Linked DNA regions of Homo sapiens: region 1 is linked to region 2. The links are chromatin loops, found by intact Hi-C in ENCODE. Cell type or tissue: gastrocnemius medialis. All regions are shown on one strand. Each heading gives the region's core, and the rest is flanking DNA. Links, peaks and the distances in the headings are about the cores only.

Evidence for each region. Peaks named below come from ENCODE experiments on the same cell type or tissue, not always from the same donor. Only the 100,000 strongest peaks of a DNase experiment are listed, where the experiment ranks them.
Region 1: a loop joins it to region 2, with 10 times the contacts of the local background. A loop is called at or near these places in 4 of 110 quality-filtered maps.

Annotation. Positions count from the first base shown.
Region 1 is chr6:118,391,738-118,400,082 of GRCh38, forward strand. No RefSeq gene overlaps it. Among named protein-coding and RNA genes, the nearest start is that of PLN, 150 kb to the right of the region's middle. In gastrocnemius medialis, for the core only: no CTCF peak of the experiment used is centred there; no DNase peak of the experiment used is centred there; H3K27ac peaks cover 3,739 bases.
Region 2 is chr6:118,330,780-118,339,124 of GRCh38, forward strand. No RefSeq gene overlaps it. Among named protein-coding and RNA genes, the nearest start is that of PLN, 210 kb to the right of the region's middle. In gastrocnemius medialis, for the core only: no CTCF peak of the experiment used is centred there; no DNase peak of the experiment used is centred there; H3K27ac peaks cover 4,726 bases.

The DNA.
Region 1 (8,345 bases), core at 264-8,263, 61 kb after region 2:
AAATGTAATATAGGGATAACTCATAAGATTGTTCTACAGATCTAACAAGTAAATCGTAGAAAACATCTAGTGTTGGGACTAGTATCTAGCAGGCACTCGATAAATGGTAACTATTATTTACATGGATAGCTATCATAATTCTTTTGATTCTATTTCTGAAGGAGAATGCTATATGAAATCCGAGTCCAAAAAATATATATGCTGGAGAGAGATATTCATAGCTATAAAGTAAAACAGAAGAAAATGGAATCTCATTTTTTAAGCTACCTATTATTTTTGCATGATTATTATGTGGCAGACAATATGCTGAGACATTTACATGAGTTGTCTTATATAACACTCACAATAACTTTTTTTTTTTTTTTTGAGATGGAGTTTCACTCTGTTGCCCAGGCTGGAGTGCAATGGTGCGATCTCGACTCACTTCAAACTCCACCTCCCGAGTTCAAATGATTCTCCTTCCTCAGCCTCCTGAGTAACTGGCATTACAGGCACCCGCCACCTCATCCAGCTGATTTTTGTATTTTTAGTAGAGACAGGGTTTCACCATGATGACCAGGCTGGTCTCGAACTCCTGACCTCAGGAGATCCACCCACTTCAGCCTCCCAAAGTGCTGGGATTACAGGCATGAGCCACCACGCCTGACCCACAATAACTTTTTTTCTTTTTTAAAAGTGAGATGGAATTCCCACACTATAAATTTACCAGTTTAAATAGTACAATTCAGTGGGTTTTAGTATATTCACAAGATGGTGCAACCATCATCAATATCTAATCCCAGAACATTTCCTTACCACAGAAACTCTACACCCATTAGCAGTCATTGTCCCACTCCACAGCTCCTGGAAACCACTGTCTTAGTCCATTAGTGCTGCTATAACAAATACCAGAAGACTGGATATTTATAAATAATAGAAATTTTATTTCTTACAATTCTGGAGGCTGGGAAGTTCAAGATCAAGGTACTAGCTTTAGATGTCTGGTGAGGGCCTTTTTGCTACATCCTCACATGGCAGAAGGGAGGTACGAACAAAAAAGGGACTAAGAGGTCAGGCGCAGTGGCTCACACCTGTAATCCCAGTACGTTGGGAGGCTGAGGTGGGCAGATCACTTGAGGTCAGGAGTTCAAGACCAGCCTGGCCAACATGGTGAAACCCTGTCTCTACTAAAAATACAAAAATTAGCTGGGCATGGTGGCAGGCATCTGGAATCCCAGCTACTCAGGAGGCTAATGCAGGAGAATTGCTTGAACCCAGGAAATGGAGGTTGCTGTGAGATGAGATTGTGCCACTGTGCTCCAGCCTGGGCAACAGAGCAAGACTCTGTCTCAAAAAAAAAAAGAAAAAAGAAAAAGAAAAAGGGACTTAGCTTGTTCCCCTCAACCCCTTTATAAGGCACTAATCCATTTGGGAGGGCAAAGCCCTCATAACCACTTTCCAAAAGGCCCAACCTCTTAATACCATCACAATGAGGATTAAGTTTCAACATGAATTTTGGAGGGAACACATTCAAACCATAGCAACTAATAATCTACATTCTGTCTCTATGGATTTGCTTGTTCTTGATATTTTATGTAAATCAAATCATACAATATGCAGCCTTTTGTCCCTGGCTTCTTTAACTTAGCATAATATTTTCAAAGTTTATCCATGTGGTAGCAGCTGTCAGTACTTCATTTTCATGTCTGAATAATATTCTCTTGTGTGGATATAACACATTTCGTTTATCCATTCATCAATTAATGGCACAATAACATTTTACAGCTGAGAATATTGAAACCTAGAAAGTTTAAGAAAACTTGCCAAAGATCACACAATTAATCAGTACCAGGGCAAGGATTTTAACCATAGCTTTTTTAAAATGCAAAGTTCATATTCTTAATCATTTTTCCTTATTATATCTAATTTTAAAAATAGATTGGTATATAATGAGAAATAAAAGAAATACATCTCCATGCCTTTGGCTTATTTTTCTATAGGATTTTTTATGTCTTTCTTAAGGATTTAGAGGTGTTCTTAATGTAGATATTACTTTGATACTAATATTTTGTTGGTAGTGTGTATTGTAAATATTTTCTTTCATTCTGTAACTTTTTTCACATCTTGAATATGTATTTTGATGAATAAAATTTCTCAACTTTAATATAATCAAATTTATCATGGTCTTATAGATATAGTTTCTGTGTCTTGTTAAGGAACTCTTCTGCTACACTAAGGTCTAAAACATATTTACTTATATATTCTAACATGAGTATAAAGTTTCATTCTTTATATTGAAGTTCTCAATTGACCTGAAGCTGATTTTGTATATGAAATGTGGAAAGGTTCTAATTTTATCTCTTTCCAAATATTATTCCACCCATGCATTTCATAAAAGAGGAAATACACATGGCCAAAAAAGATTTGAAATAATATTGAACTTCATTAGCAATGGAGTAAACACAATACAAAAACACAGTTAATAGCATATTATATTCTTTTAAATGGCAAAAAAATTTGAAGTTTACAATATCAAGTATTTAGAGAATGTGGTTCCACAGGATCTCTTACATTGCTGATGGGAATGCAAAATGTTAAAACCATGAGAAAAGCAATTTGATATTTGTCTTGGTCCATTCGGGCTGCTAAGATAAAATACCATAACTTGGGTGGTTTATAAACAACAGAAATTTTTTCTCACAGTTCTGGAGGCTGGGAAGTCCAAGATCAAGGCATTGGCGGATGTGGTGTCTGGTAAGGGCTTGCTTTTCAGGTCCTAGATGGCACCTTCTTGCTGTGTTCTTACATGGTGAAGGGGATAGCTAACTCTCTGGGTCTCTTTATAAAAACATTAATCCAATCGTGAGGGCTCCACCCTCATGACCTAATCACCTGCTAAAGGTAACACTTTCCAACAGTATCACCATGGGGGTTAGGATTTCAACATATGAATTTTGAGGGAACACAAACATTCAGACAATGGCAGTATTATAAAGTTGAACATTCACACCCCCTGTGAGCAACAATTCCACAGAAACAATACACATAGCACCATTGTTCATATTAACAAAACATGTAGAAAACCCAAGAGCTCATGTCAGGAGACTGGTGAATAAACAGTATTATATTCACATAAAGTTTCATAGAGTGGTTAAAATAAATGACCTTCAATAACAGACAATAATATGAAAGCATCTTAGCTATATATTATTAAGTGAATAAAACTAATTCCTAGAAGATAACATACAATTTGATATTCATTTTTGTAACCTTAAAAATAATTTTAATAAAAAGAAAAAAAAGAGAATGATGAACACCTCTTCAGGATGGAGGTTACCTTAAGTGAGGGGAAGCAACAGGTTACCATGGAAGGGGACCAAAAAGGCATATGTAGGCTAGCTTTTTTTTCTGAGTAGCAGGTTCATGAATGCTGATGACATTATTAAAGGTAACTAACCAACAAACAAAGATATAAAAGAGGCCATATATGGAGTAATATTATGAGTAACCTTTTTTTTAGAGATAGAATTTCATTCTGTCACCCAGGCTGGAGTGGAGTGGTGTGACCATAGCTCACTGCAGCCTCAAACTTTTGTACTTAAACCATCCTCCTGCCTCAGCCTCCCAAGTAGCTGGGACTACAGATGTGCACTACCATGCCTGGCTAATTTTTCAATTTTTTTTGTAGAGATGGGGTCTCACTATGTTGCCTAGGATGGTCTTGAACTACTAGCCTTAACCAATCCTCTTGCCTCAATCTCCCAAATTATTGGGATTATAGGCATGAGTCACTGCACCTGGCCTGTTATGAGTATCTTGAAGCAGAAATTTGATTACTCTAATTCTGAGTAGCTGTGGTGTAATACAAAATAAAAACAAAGAAAAATAGCTAATAAACAGCCATGTTTAAAAGGGCATGAATTTGATAAAACAGATTCTTTGCTAGGACCATTCCAAACAATAATGGTCAGATAAATCTAAAATTATAGTAGAATTATATATAAAAATGCAGGTTTTCATCTGAAAGTCCAGTAGCAGATTGATGAATTTTCATAAGAGAAGAATGAAAGTGACATGATGAAAATATTAGCTTTAGCTTGTTTGTTTGTGGAAACTCCATTCCAACTACCTCATATAGCACTTGGCAGACTTTAAGCAAGGATTCAGAGAACAAGTGGCAAAAGCAAAAGTGCACAGGTCAGAGGGCCGTCCTGAACATGTTAGCAGAAGAATGTTTCACAGCAGAATACATTATCATAGGCATTGTTATAAATTGAATTGGGCCCACCCTCTCCCAAGTTCACATACTGAAGTGCCACTGTAACTGTATTTGGAGATAGGATCTTTATATAGAAAGGTAATTAAGGTTAAATGAGGTCATAAGTGTGAGTTCTAGTACTTTAGAATTGGTGTCCTTATGAAAAGAGAGATACCAGAACTTGCGTTTGCTCCCTCTCTCTCTCTCTCTCTTTTCACCGCAGAGGAAAGGCCATATGAGAATACAGTAAGAAGGTGGCTGTCTGCAAACCAAGAAGAGAGCGCTCACCAGGAAACTAATCAGCCAGCATCTTGACCTGGAATTTGTACCTTCCAGAACTCTGAGAAAATAAATTTCTGTTGTTTAAACTACCTCATCATATTAACTACCTCATCATATAAACTACCTCATATTTTGTTATGGCAGCCCATGCTGATGAATACAGACACCCTGGTTAGAAGTTGGACTGTTGGAATATTCAGAGACATTAGTCCAACTCCTACACACACAAATTGTCTGACTAGGAGTTTTTTTTTTCAATTACCTACATCCAATCACAGTCTTTTTCTGGGCTGATAAGGTGCTAAGCGCTATACAGAACAGAAATGCGTTTGAGCTGAGTTCACAGGACTCACAAGAACACAAAGGGCTGTTCTTGGCCTGAGAACACCTGAGTATGACCTCTCAGATGCATCTATAGTCCCTTTCACTTCAGCTTACTGTCAAACCAACAATTTTATGTTTAGTATTCTCTTACTTTTCTTTATGGTTTTACCACATGTATATGTATTCCTGAACAAATATTTTTAATTGATTTTTTCAATCTAGACCAATTTTTTTTGTTTTATTGTCTCACTCCCCCTGCCAGATATAAGCTCTCAGAGGGCAGAGATTTTTGCATGTTTTGTTTGCTGCTATATTCCTGGTGCCTAAAACAGCACCTGGCACATGTCAGGTGCTTATATATATTTGTTGAGTAAATGAATTAACTGATATAAGTGAGTGGAAGTAGTTCCTGAGGCCTTCCTCTTTTCTCACAGATGTCCACCTAAAGATTTGTGTAAAGTTAGTATCTGTGGGAAAAAATTATCTATGTTACAAAAGCCTAGCCTTTTATGCTGTCAGTACTCAAGGATTCATCCTATTAACGCATGAAAAATTCTTGCTCAATTGTACATATGCACTTTTGCTTCCTATTTATTGCTGTGTCACCAAGCTTGCAGCAGGCCTGGCTACAGTCAAACCATCAATCCCACAGTGATATTACACAGCGTTTTACTGTCATACCTTATTGTGTCAAAGTTCATCCATTCTACACTTCTACATCTACATCCCATCATCATATTTTTCCTAAGACAGAGTACCATATTCTTATACAAATGGCCTTCTGACATTCGTGGGTTCATTGCCTAATTCCTGGGACATAGCAGTCCTGTGGCCTCCAGTAAGAGACCTTCCCAGACTAGCCTCCATAAGCTAATCTGAGCAAGAAATGAGGAGAAAGAAGGCAACAAGCTCATCTGACCATTGGTCTTTCTGACCTGTGAAAATGGAAATCCAGATGACAGAGATGAATTCAGAGATGAATTCAGGGGTTCATCTTGGGTCACCTCCCTGTTCTCTCTCTTCCATAGCTCCACGCCTCCCTATTTCCTGCACTCTGGTTAGATCTTCATTCTTGCCCTTGGATTCAGAGTATGAAGCTCCTTCCTCAAATGTCAGACCCTACATTCTTTCTTCACATAGTCCCACCTCTTCCTTTGCTTTGCCCTGGTTGCACCCTTTTGAAGCCCAGAGACCACTAAATCCAGGTCAGCAGATTATAAAGTCCTGCTTAAAGTTGGCAAGAAGCATCATTTCCTCAACCTCACAGGGCTTCCAGAACTGACAGCTGCAGACTTCAGTGAACCTTTGCTCAATATTTCCTTGCACAGAGCTGAGAAATAGTAACTTCCATCCAGAAACATTCTTCTGAATAAAGATGCACTGGGAGGTTTAAGGATAAATTTTTGGTCTCAGAGCAGTCATCTTTTCCTTTTCACAATATTCTAATTTCCTGCAGATTTCTCATAGCCCAGAATAAAGACACTGGGATTTTTTAATACATATTGAGAGAATTTCAGAGACAAGGAGCATTTATAACACATACTCTTGAAGTAGATGAGTTCATTTGAACACATCAAGCTAATTGCCCTATTGTGAGGAGGGTGGTAGCTTGTTTCACGGGGTTGCCATTGTTACCCATTCCTAAGAGGGCAACTGCACTTAAAAAGGATTTTCTAATTCCTGAGCCACCTCTTTGTTTCCTCCTGTCTTGGATGAAGTCACTAAGCTATCTTTATAACTTCATATCATTTTCCAAGCAACACACTGAGAAGCTATAAACAGAACATTGGGGAAAGCCAAACCCACACAACTTGTAGGAAAATTGGATTAAACATTGGTCTGTAATCAAAAGTGATCCTGGTGAAAATTAATTAAAGAGAAATATTTCTGTTGCCTGTGGCGTTATTCTGCTGTGCAGAGAACAACTGTTCCAGATAATAGCATTTGACTCCCAAAGTGAGAGTGGGATTTATAATTTTTCTCTCTTAAGAAATTACTAGTCATGGACAAGAAGAAACCCCCTGCCTTCTAGTGTGCCTATAAAAATAATTTGGTGCAACTTGCAATTTGCATAGATCCAACCTTGGACCTTGGACATTAAATCCAAGGTCTAAGATGAGAATTCTCTTCTTGACCAGAGTGATCGCTCATCCTTGCTTGTTTCCCTGCACACCCTTCATCCCCTGACATACTAATAAAAAATAATTCATCTGACAATACAAGCTCTTCTTTCTTTGAGTTCTTTCAGTTTTTCTCTGAGTAATTTCAGCCTATCCACTTGGGTCACGAAAATTTGCAGAATATGTTATCTTAGAGGTAGATCAAAACACAAAATGAAAATTTTCTGATCCCTTTCTGGCCTCTTCCCTCAAAAAGAAATAGGAGCTAGTGGTTAGCAAGTCTTTGAACTTTTCCATGTTCTTTCCTTGAATTTTGAAGAGTAGTTCCGCAGTAAGTTGCTTTTATTTTTGTTTTATCAATGTATCTATATTGAGTTCTTGGTTTTAACTAGTGATGTTACTTTATCACGTTTCAGTCCCTCTAAGGCTATATTTTATTCATTTAATGTGATGTAGTTTGTATTTGACCTATTTTCTGTGGGGATATGTTTTGTATATTTTCAGAGTTTATCTAAAAAATGACAATTAAATCTTGAACAAGTTCTTCTATTTCAGTGTAGCTAAATTTACTGGTAGCCAGAGGAAGAGTTGTTAAGAGTTAAGAAAACATATATTTACTTTCCACTTAAAAATAGAAAAGAGAGAAATGCACTTTGCCCTATCAAAAATATAACTTGGATAATCAAAAATTTCATGAGGACCTCTCGAGTCCAGACCGGTAAATGTGTAAACTATCCAAGGTAGGAAGAATTTGAAATTAATTGAGGCAATGAGAGCTGGGATATTAAAACCATTATTTAAAAAGTATATGATATAAACTTGCAATTAAATACACTGTATGGAAAACAAATGTAATAAAAACTCATCCCTTCCTCATAATTTTACTGCATTTTACTATTACCTGTGTTCTAGGGGTCATTTATAGGCATTGTATCTGGGATGGAATATAATGCTGTGCTGCTTGCTACACATTAAATCTTCCGAGCTCCATGTGCAGTCATGTGAGGTTGGCAGCTTGGAGCAGCCATATAGGAGTATTTATACCATGGAATTTGCCACATGGTACAAATCAGGGCTTTTTTTCTCCAGCCTTTCAGTTGTTTCTAACATTTCCCAGCACCCTAGTACCTAACAGAATAAGAATCTTGCTATTTCCAGGTGTAAATAGATTGGAAAGACCTATTTTAGAGAGCGATTTCCCTGGATACTTTTTGGTTTTTGCTTCCCATCACCCTTTCCCTCCTCATCTTGTATGATCATCCCTTTCTCTGTGGAATTTCCTCTTTCTCATTTCATGTAGTTGGGCCAAAGGGTGGGAGTCCACAGACCCCAGCCTTTCCTTGCCTCGGGTGGGCCCATGAGTTGAGTCTAACCAGTCGTAG
Region 2 (8,345 bases), core at 124-8,123:
TCTACAACATGCCTGTAGTTCCAGTTACTCAGGAGGCTGAGGTGGGAGAATCACCTGAGCCTGGGGAGGTCAAGGTTGCAGTGAGCTGAGATCATCTCACTGTATTCCAGCCTGGGTGACACAGTGAAACCCTGTCTTGAAAAAAAAAAAAAGAAACAAAAAAAGAAAAGTAATGAATCTAATGAAAAGTAGGAATTCAAGGAAATAGATAATGGGCAAACTTTCATAATTTTTAATATCCTTCATATGGTACCCACGTTTCAGTCTTTGAGGAATTTTCAAATTTAGAATATCAAAATGAAGCCCAGCTTCCTGTCGTCTGACATACGAGATACAAATGGTTCAGAAAGAGTAAAATGTGCAGATCACACTAAAACATTCATGTTAGTCAATAACTCCAGGCTTTTCCTCACAAGATGTTTCTTCCTGAGGCCTAACAAGTGGCAAAGTTGGTGGATGTGAGTTTTGATTCCTCTTCCTTCTTCAGCCTACCCCTGACAGTTTCTAGAGAACGAGAATGTGGGTGGTCTATAGTCAAGAGCCAACTGTAATTTCTACATCCTTTTCTGCCTCTTGAGAAGATATTTTAAGGAACACTTGATATTGAATACTTAGACATCAAATATTGCAATTTCCTCTGGAAAAAAATGATGTGGGTACAGGTTACAGTCAATGTCATTCTTCAAGAATTAGTTCCAAGGCAAAGGGAAAATGTGACCTGAGAATGAAAGGAAAGAGAGCCACAATTATTTGGCTTCACACTGTTTAAAAGTCCAATCCTTTTTTGACACCATACTTAAGAGTCGAAAAAAGATTGGGCTTTTAAATAATGTAAAGCCAAATAATTGTATAGCTTATAATTCAATTCTAAAATGCCTGAGTTATTGAGTGAATTTTTCCTATGCATAAATGTAATAAATGTAGAGAACCTCTAAAATAAGCAACCATAGAAGTAAGAGTTAGAAAATTATTTTTAATGCTTTAAATAAAAGCAGGGATGGGAATCTTTAGGAAATGGGGACATAAGGAACTTTCTTTTCTTTTGTGCCATGCAGAGAGTTGCGAATGAAAAGCTTCCACTGGGAGCAAAGGTGGGATGACCAATCATGTTCCCAGTGCTCTGCCTCAGCCGGGTCCTTCCCAGCAATGGGGACTGTAGAGAGAAGGAGGAACCCCCACTGAACCCAAACAACCAACACTAGCTCAGTCAGCTCTCAGGTCAGCATAGATGCCCACAGACACTGTCCTGTGTTCACACAGAGGCCTGGCTCTGGCAGAACAAATGGTGCTATAGTGTGTTGATTGCTGGTTGCCCCCCCAGAAACCTGTTCACGTAGAACCTGCAAGTGTCACCTTATTTGGAAAAAGGTCCAAATAAGGAAATGTAATCATCCTAGATTACTGAGCTGGGCCCTAAATCCAATGACAAAAGTTCTTATAAGAGACAGAAGAGGAGAGAACAGAGACACACAGAGGAGAAGGCTGTATGAAGATGGAGACCTAGATGTGAGTTATGAAGCCATAAGTCATATTTGTAAATGCAGTAGATAAATACTTAGACATTCAGATCCAAGTTCATATTTTGGGGGATTGTTCTTTCAGCTTCACAAGTTAAAGCCAACCACCTGGCTGTTATGATTCTTAGGATGCTTGCTTTTCAGTCCAGGATTTTCTACTTGATGAGTAAGCTCAAGCTCTCAAGCCCACCATAATATTCTGAAGGAAGAGTTTCTACCCCAGAGATGTTCCAGGACTATTCTGCATGTGGACTCTGATTTCTGATCATTTGTTTTAAATTTATCAGCTCTACAGATACGGCCCTCTCAAGTTAGATCCAGAGTAGAGGCCATCCAATTTTTTGTAAGTTCCCTAATGAAAGACCTATGGGCTAACAAAATGTTCCATCTAAACTGTGTCTTTCCCTATTACTAGTTAAGGTTTGGCCTGTGTGTTATGGCTAAACATGGAAAACATGGCTAATTTGATAACTAAAACTTGAGTCGCGGCTTACCCCTGTGTCATTTTCTGGAGAAATTGGACAAGACTAAAATAATCTTTCCTTAGCTTTGAGTTCCATGAGAAGGAATCCGTTATGGGCTGTATCACCAAGATTCTTTATTGCAACCTGACTACCTTAAGCAGAAAAATAATTATTGGGAAAATACTGGGTAACTCAGAAGCCCAATGAGAAGGCTGGAAAATTGAGCTCACAAAACACACAAAACCCAAAGTAAAGACATAGTCAGCTAGGAAGCTGCTGCTGAATACTTCCCTGGCCACTCTACTCAGCTGCCCCTGGATGCTGTCACTACCCATAGACACTGTTGTAAACCACCATGAGAAACACCGAGGAACAAATCTCACAGTCCCTTCATCACTACACCACTCACTTAAGACTTAGAGTCTGGATGTACACTCAGCCAAGTCAGGTACAAGGAAGGGGTAGAGCACCTCCAACTCACAGCTTCTCCAGTGGTTCCTGTTGTCCACCACAACTCTCGCAACAAGGGATTTCCTCACACTAGAAATGTTCAATGACCAAAAATCATGACAAATGAGTTAATCTTTAAGACTCCTAGAGACCCTGGTCATTTCTGTCCATGTAGAACCCAAACCATAATGTGACTTTCATTGAGACTCAAGATCGGAAGAAATAACTTCATGACAGATGTGGATAATGACTTCCACTGAACCAAAAAGCCATGCAGTCTTGTTCTCCTCCTTTGAGCTTATTCTTAATACTACTTTAGGAAGAGCACTTCATACCACTAGGCCTTCCCATTTACAGAAACAGAACTTAGCAGTCTCTTACATGTAGGCAATGAGGCTTCATCATCACAAACTATGGTAGCCCTAAACAATACTTCCCTCCTTTTCTCATATCATAGGCACATGTTCAATATAGTAACATCTAGACTCTCTAAAATCTAACCTGGATTAGTCCAATTAACAGACACTGAGCACTGGATTCACTCTACTTTTACTGAAATGACCTTTTGGACAATGCCATTAATCTGTATTAAAGGTATTAATAAGAGAAAGTCCATAACAATTAATTACTGTGTAGACTGCATGAATGAATGCAGTACGTTCTCAATTGCAACCCACAGGAGAACTTTTCCTCTGGTCTCAGTATCAATAAAAGCTGTGCTCTTGAGCACCTGTTTTTGTTTTATGTCACCAGCAGGACACTGTGAATCTTGTAATGGATCATATTTCCCTGCTAAACTGGCTCTGAGAGGGTTAGAATAAAACTTGAAGGCCAGCTCTTACATGTTTACAAGGCTCTAAGGCATGCATTTTCTGTACTAACTCACTTCTGGATCTATCTTATTTTCTTGCCTTTACTTTCCCTGACAAATTTCCACTAATTTCACCCTGTTATTTGTATGTGTTTGTAATCTGCTTTAGATTATTTTAGGAACAGAGTGAGGACAGGAGTAAGGGAATGAGAGAAAAAATGAAGAAAGGAAAGAAGGAAGGCAGTCAGACTGCCGTAAAATTCTTGACCTATCATGTTTGTTTGGCTAAGTCACATCTAGAAGGTGAGCTCTCTAAGGTGAAGACCATAACACTGATTATTATACACTCAAACTTACAACTCTCAACAAGTGAATAAGTTTTAATGGATAAAAATATCCAATGAATGTACTTACATGCTACTGAATTATGCATTTGAAAATAGTTAAAATGGTAAATTTCATGTTATATATATTTTACTGCAATGAAAAATCTAATGCTCTCCATTAAGATAAAATCCATTAAGATTCTGTAGCTCTAAATTAATTTTAAGTTGCTTCGAGGAAAGAACTGTCTTATTTATCTTTGCAACATAACTTCCGTGCCACCAGAGTCTACAACAACAAAATGTACATGTCTGGTGTTTGATATATGTTTCTTGGATTGAATTACCTGTAGATAAGTAGCCTTTACATGTAGGCAGTCACTTATGTATATGATTTGGGGCCCCTAATGGTTCTAGATGCAAGAAACTATCCCTTCGTCATTTGTATTAATAGTAACTGAAATCACTACCATTCCTTTGGGTTAAGCCCATACTAAAGATAGACATCTAATCATTAAAAGGGCATTTTTTTTATTGCATCACTTAAATAACTATCTGGCTGAGAGTATGACTGGGAAAAGGAGCTGGAAAACAGGTGAGTTTGGGTGAGGTTGATGTTAGGAGGAGAAATTGAGATATTTCAAACAAGGTACATTTTAGAACATAGCAAGCCTATGAGGCCTGGTGAGAGGGAGAATCCATACTTTGTAGTGGAAAGCCATGAGCGTCCAGAAAGCATGGTAAGGGCACTGCATAACCCTGGGGCAAAGAGACATTCCGAAAGATGGGAAAGGGGGTGCTGCAATTCTGGAAAGTTGTTTTTATGAATATGAAGACTGAGCGGCTTTCTGCCCAAAGTAGCCTAGAATCACACTGAACACTAGGTCATCGGCTTCAGAGCCGGAGGGAATCTTAAATGTCATTCAATCCCACACCCTTCCCTTACAACTGTAAATGCATAGACACAAAGAGTGGCGATTTGTGATATAACCAAAAGAATACCCAGACCCCCAAGTCAGTGGCACTTCCACAGAATCCTCCTAACTTGTTTATGTGGAATGGGAGAAGATTTTTATTTCCCAAATTGTGCCTGATTATTTGATTCTAGCAGCTGGAACACCAATGATTTCTCAGAGTAATGGAGTGCTTAATACACACCAGGTGGTAAAGCTTGTGATGATGGGGGAGAATTCAAACTGCAAACCACAGCAGGTGAAAATCCCACACTGACTCAGGAATACTGTGTGTAATCTTTCCCTGATGGAGGTGGATGATTTGTTTACATTTTAGAAGATACTTGGCAGCCCTTGCTGCCATTTTGCCAAGAAAAAATCTCCTTCCAACACTACATTCACTTGGGTATTCATTATTCCAACCCCACAGGCTAAAAATATACAAGCACCATGGGAGGAAGGAGAGGGGAAGGGGGCAAGCATATGCCTTACTCAGTGCGCTACCACCTCATTAGTGCCACTCCATCTTGCAGCGGCCAAAATGGGTTTAAGCCATTGTAACAAGCAGTTCCCTTGCTCAGCTTTAGCACCCATCTTCCCTCCCACTGATCCTCTTCTGTATTTTCTCTTTTTCTGCCTCTTGAAAGTGCTGTATGCTTTTGATAACCATCTGGTTCATTTCCATTAGGTGTGGCTGCCTCTTCTTCTCTTTCTTTCCCCTTCCATGTTTGGGAAACACATTCAATGTTACGCAGTGGCTCCTGTATACTCAGTGTGCTTGAGTCACCATGTTTACAGAATCTGAAAGACAAAGGTAAGGTAATTCAGAAGTACCTCTGTGTCAGTGAATGTTTCTACCCTTAAGTTCCCCTCAAAGATCTGAAGTTGCAGGTAAGTAAGAGTTAAACTCACATGGAAATGACAATTACTAACTCCTTTTTTAAATTAATTAATTTTTTTTTATTATACTTTAAGTTCTGGGATACATGTGCAGAATGTTCAGGTTTGTTACATAGGTATACGCGTGCCATGGTGGTTTGCTGTACCCATCAACCTGTCATCTACATTAGGTATTTCTCCTAACGCTATCCTCCCCTGGCCCCACACCCCTCAACAGACCCCAGTGTGTGATGTTCCCCTCCCTGCATCCATGTGTTCTCATTGTTCGACTCCCAGTTATGAATGAGAACATGTGGTGTTTGGTTTTCTGTTCCTGTGTTAGTTTGCTGAGAATGATGGTTTCCAGCTTCCTCCATGTCCCTGCAAAGGACATAAACTCATCCTTTTTTATGACTGCATAGTATTCCATGGTGTATATGTGCCACATTTTCTTTATCCAGCCTATCACTGATGGACACTTGGGTTGCTTCCAAGTCTTTGCTATAGTGAAAAAAATGCTGCAATAAGCATACGTGTGCATGTGTCTTTATAATAGAACGATTTATAATCCTTTGGGTATATACCCAGTAATAGGATTGCTGGGTCAAATGGTATTTCTAGTTCTAGATCCTTGAGGAATCACCACACCGTCTTCCACAACGGTTGAACCAATTTATACTCCCACCAACAGTGTAAAAGTGTTCCTATTTTTCCACATCCTCTCCAGCATCTGTTGTTTCCTGACTTTTTAATGATCACCGTTCTAACTGGTGTGAGATGGTATCTCATTGTGGTTTTGATTTGCATTTCTTTAATGACCAGTGATGATGAGCTTTTTTTCATGTTTGTTGGCTGCACAAATGTCTTCTTTTGAGAAGTGTCTGTTCATCTCCTTTGCTCACTTTTTGATGGGGTTTTTTGTTTTTTCTTTGCAAATTTGTTTAAGTTCTTGTAGATTCTGGATATTAGCCCTTTGTCAGATGGATAGATTGCAAAAATTTTCTCCCATTTTGTAGGTTGCCTGTTCACTCCAATGATAGTTTATTTTGCTGTGCAGAAGCTCTTTAGTTTAAATAGGTCCCATTTGTTCATTTTGGCTTTTGTTGCCATTGCTTTTGGTGTTTTAGTCATGAAGTCTTTGTCCATGCCTATGTCCTGAATGGTATTGCCTAGGTTTTCTTCTAGGGTTTTTATGGTTTTAGGTCTTACATTTAAGTCTTTAATCCATCTTGAGTTAGTTTTTGTATAAGGTGTAAGGAAGGGGTCCAGTTTCAGTTTTCTGCATATGGCTAGCCAGTTTTCCCAACACCATTTATTAAATAGGGAATCCTTTCCCTACTGCTTGTTTTTGTCAGGTTTGTCAAAGACCAGATGGTTGTAGACGTGTGGCATTGTTTCTGAGGCCTCTGTTCTGTTCCATTGGTCTATATATTTGTTTTGGTATCAGTACCATGCTGTTTTGGTTACCATAGCCTTGTAGTATAGTTTGAAGTCAGGGAACATGATGCCTCCAGCTTTGTTCTTTTTACTTAGGATTGTCTTAGCTATCCGGGCTCTTTTTTGATTCCATATGAATTTTTTTTTTTTTGACATGGACTGTCACTCTTGTTGCCCAAGCTGGAGTGCAGTGGCCCAGTCTTGGCTCACTGCAAACTCCGCCTCATGAGTTCAAGCAATTCTCCTGCCTCAGCCTCCTGAGTAGCTGGGATTACAGATGCCCACCACCACGCCTGGCTAATTTTTGTACTTTTACTAGAGACGGGGTTTTGTCCTATTGGCCAGGCTTGTCTGGAACCCCTGACCTCAGGTGATCGCCCGCCTCAGCCTCCCAAACTGCTGGGATTACAGCCATGAGCCACTGCACCCAGCCTCAGATAAAATTTAAAGTAGTTTTTTCTAATTCTGTGAAGAAAGTAAATGGTAGCTTGATGGGGATTGCATTGAATCTATAAATTATTTTGGGCAGTATGGCCATTTTCACAATACTGATGTTTCCTATCCATGAGCATGGAATATTTTTCTATTTGTGTCCTCTCTTATTTCCTGGAGCAATGGTTTGTAGTTCTCATTGAAGAGGTCCTTCACATCCCTTGTAAGTTTTATTCCTAGATATTTTATTCTCTTTGTAGCAATTGCAAATGGGAGTTCACTCATGATTTCGCTCTCAGTTTGTCTATTATTGGTGTATAGGAATGCTTGTGATTTGCACACATTGATTTTGTATCCTGCAACTTTGCTGAAGTTGCTTATCAGCTTAAGGAGATTTTTGGCTGAGACGATGGGGTTTTCTAAATATACAATCATGTCATCTGCAAACAGAGACTATTTGACTTCCTCTCTTCCTATTTGAATACCCTTTATTTCTTTCTCTGCCTGATTGCCCTGGCCAGAACTTCCAATAGTATGTTGAATAAGAGTGGTGAGAGAGGGCATCGTTGCTTGTGCCAGTTTTCAAAGAGAATGCTTCCAGCTTTTGCCCATTCAGTATGATATTGGGCTGTAGGTTTGTCATAAATACTCTTATTATTTTGAGATATGTTCCATCAATACCTAGTTTATTGAGAGTTTTTAGCATGAGGCGGTGTTGAATTTTATCAAAGGCCTTTTCTGCATCTATTGAGATAATCATGTGGTTTTTGCCATTGGTTCTGTTTATGTGATGGATTACATTTATTGATTTGCATATGTTGAACCAGTCTTGCATCCCAGGGATGAAGCCAACTTGATGGTGGTGGATAAGCTTTTTGATGTGCTGCTGGATTTGGTTTGCTAGTATTTTATTGAGGATATTTGCATCAATGTTCATTAGGGATATTGGCCTGAAATTTTCTTTTTTTGTTGTGTCTCTGCCAGGTTTTGGTATCAGAATGATACTGGTCTCATAAAATGAGTTAGATGAGATTTCCTCTTTTTCTATTGTTTGGAATCGTTTCATAAGGAATGGTACC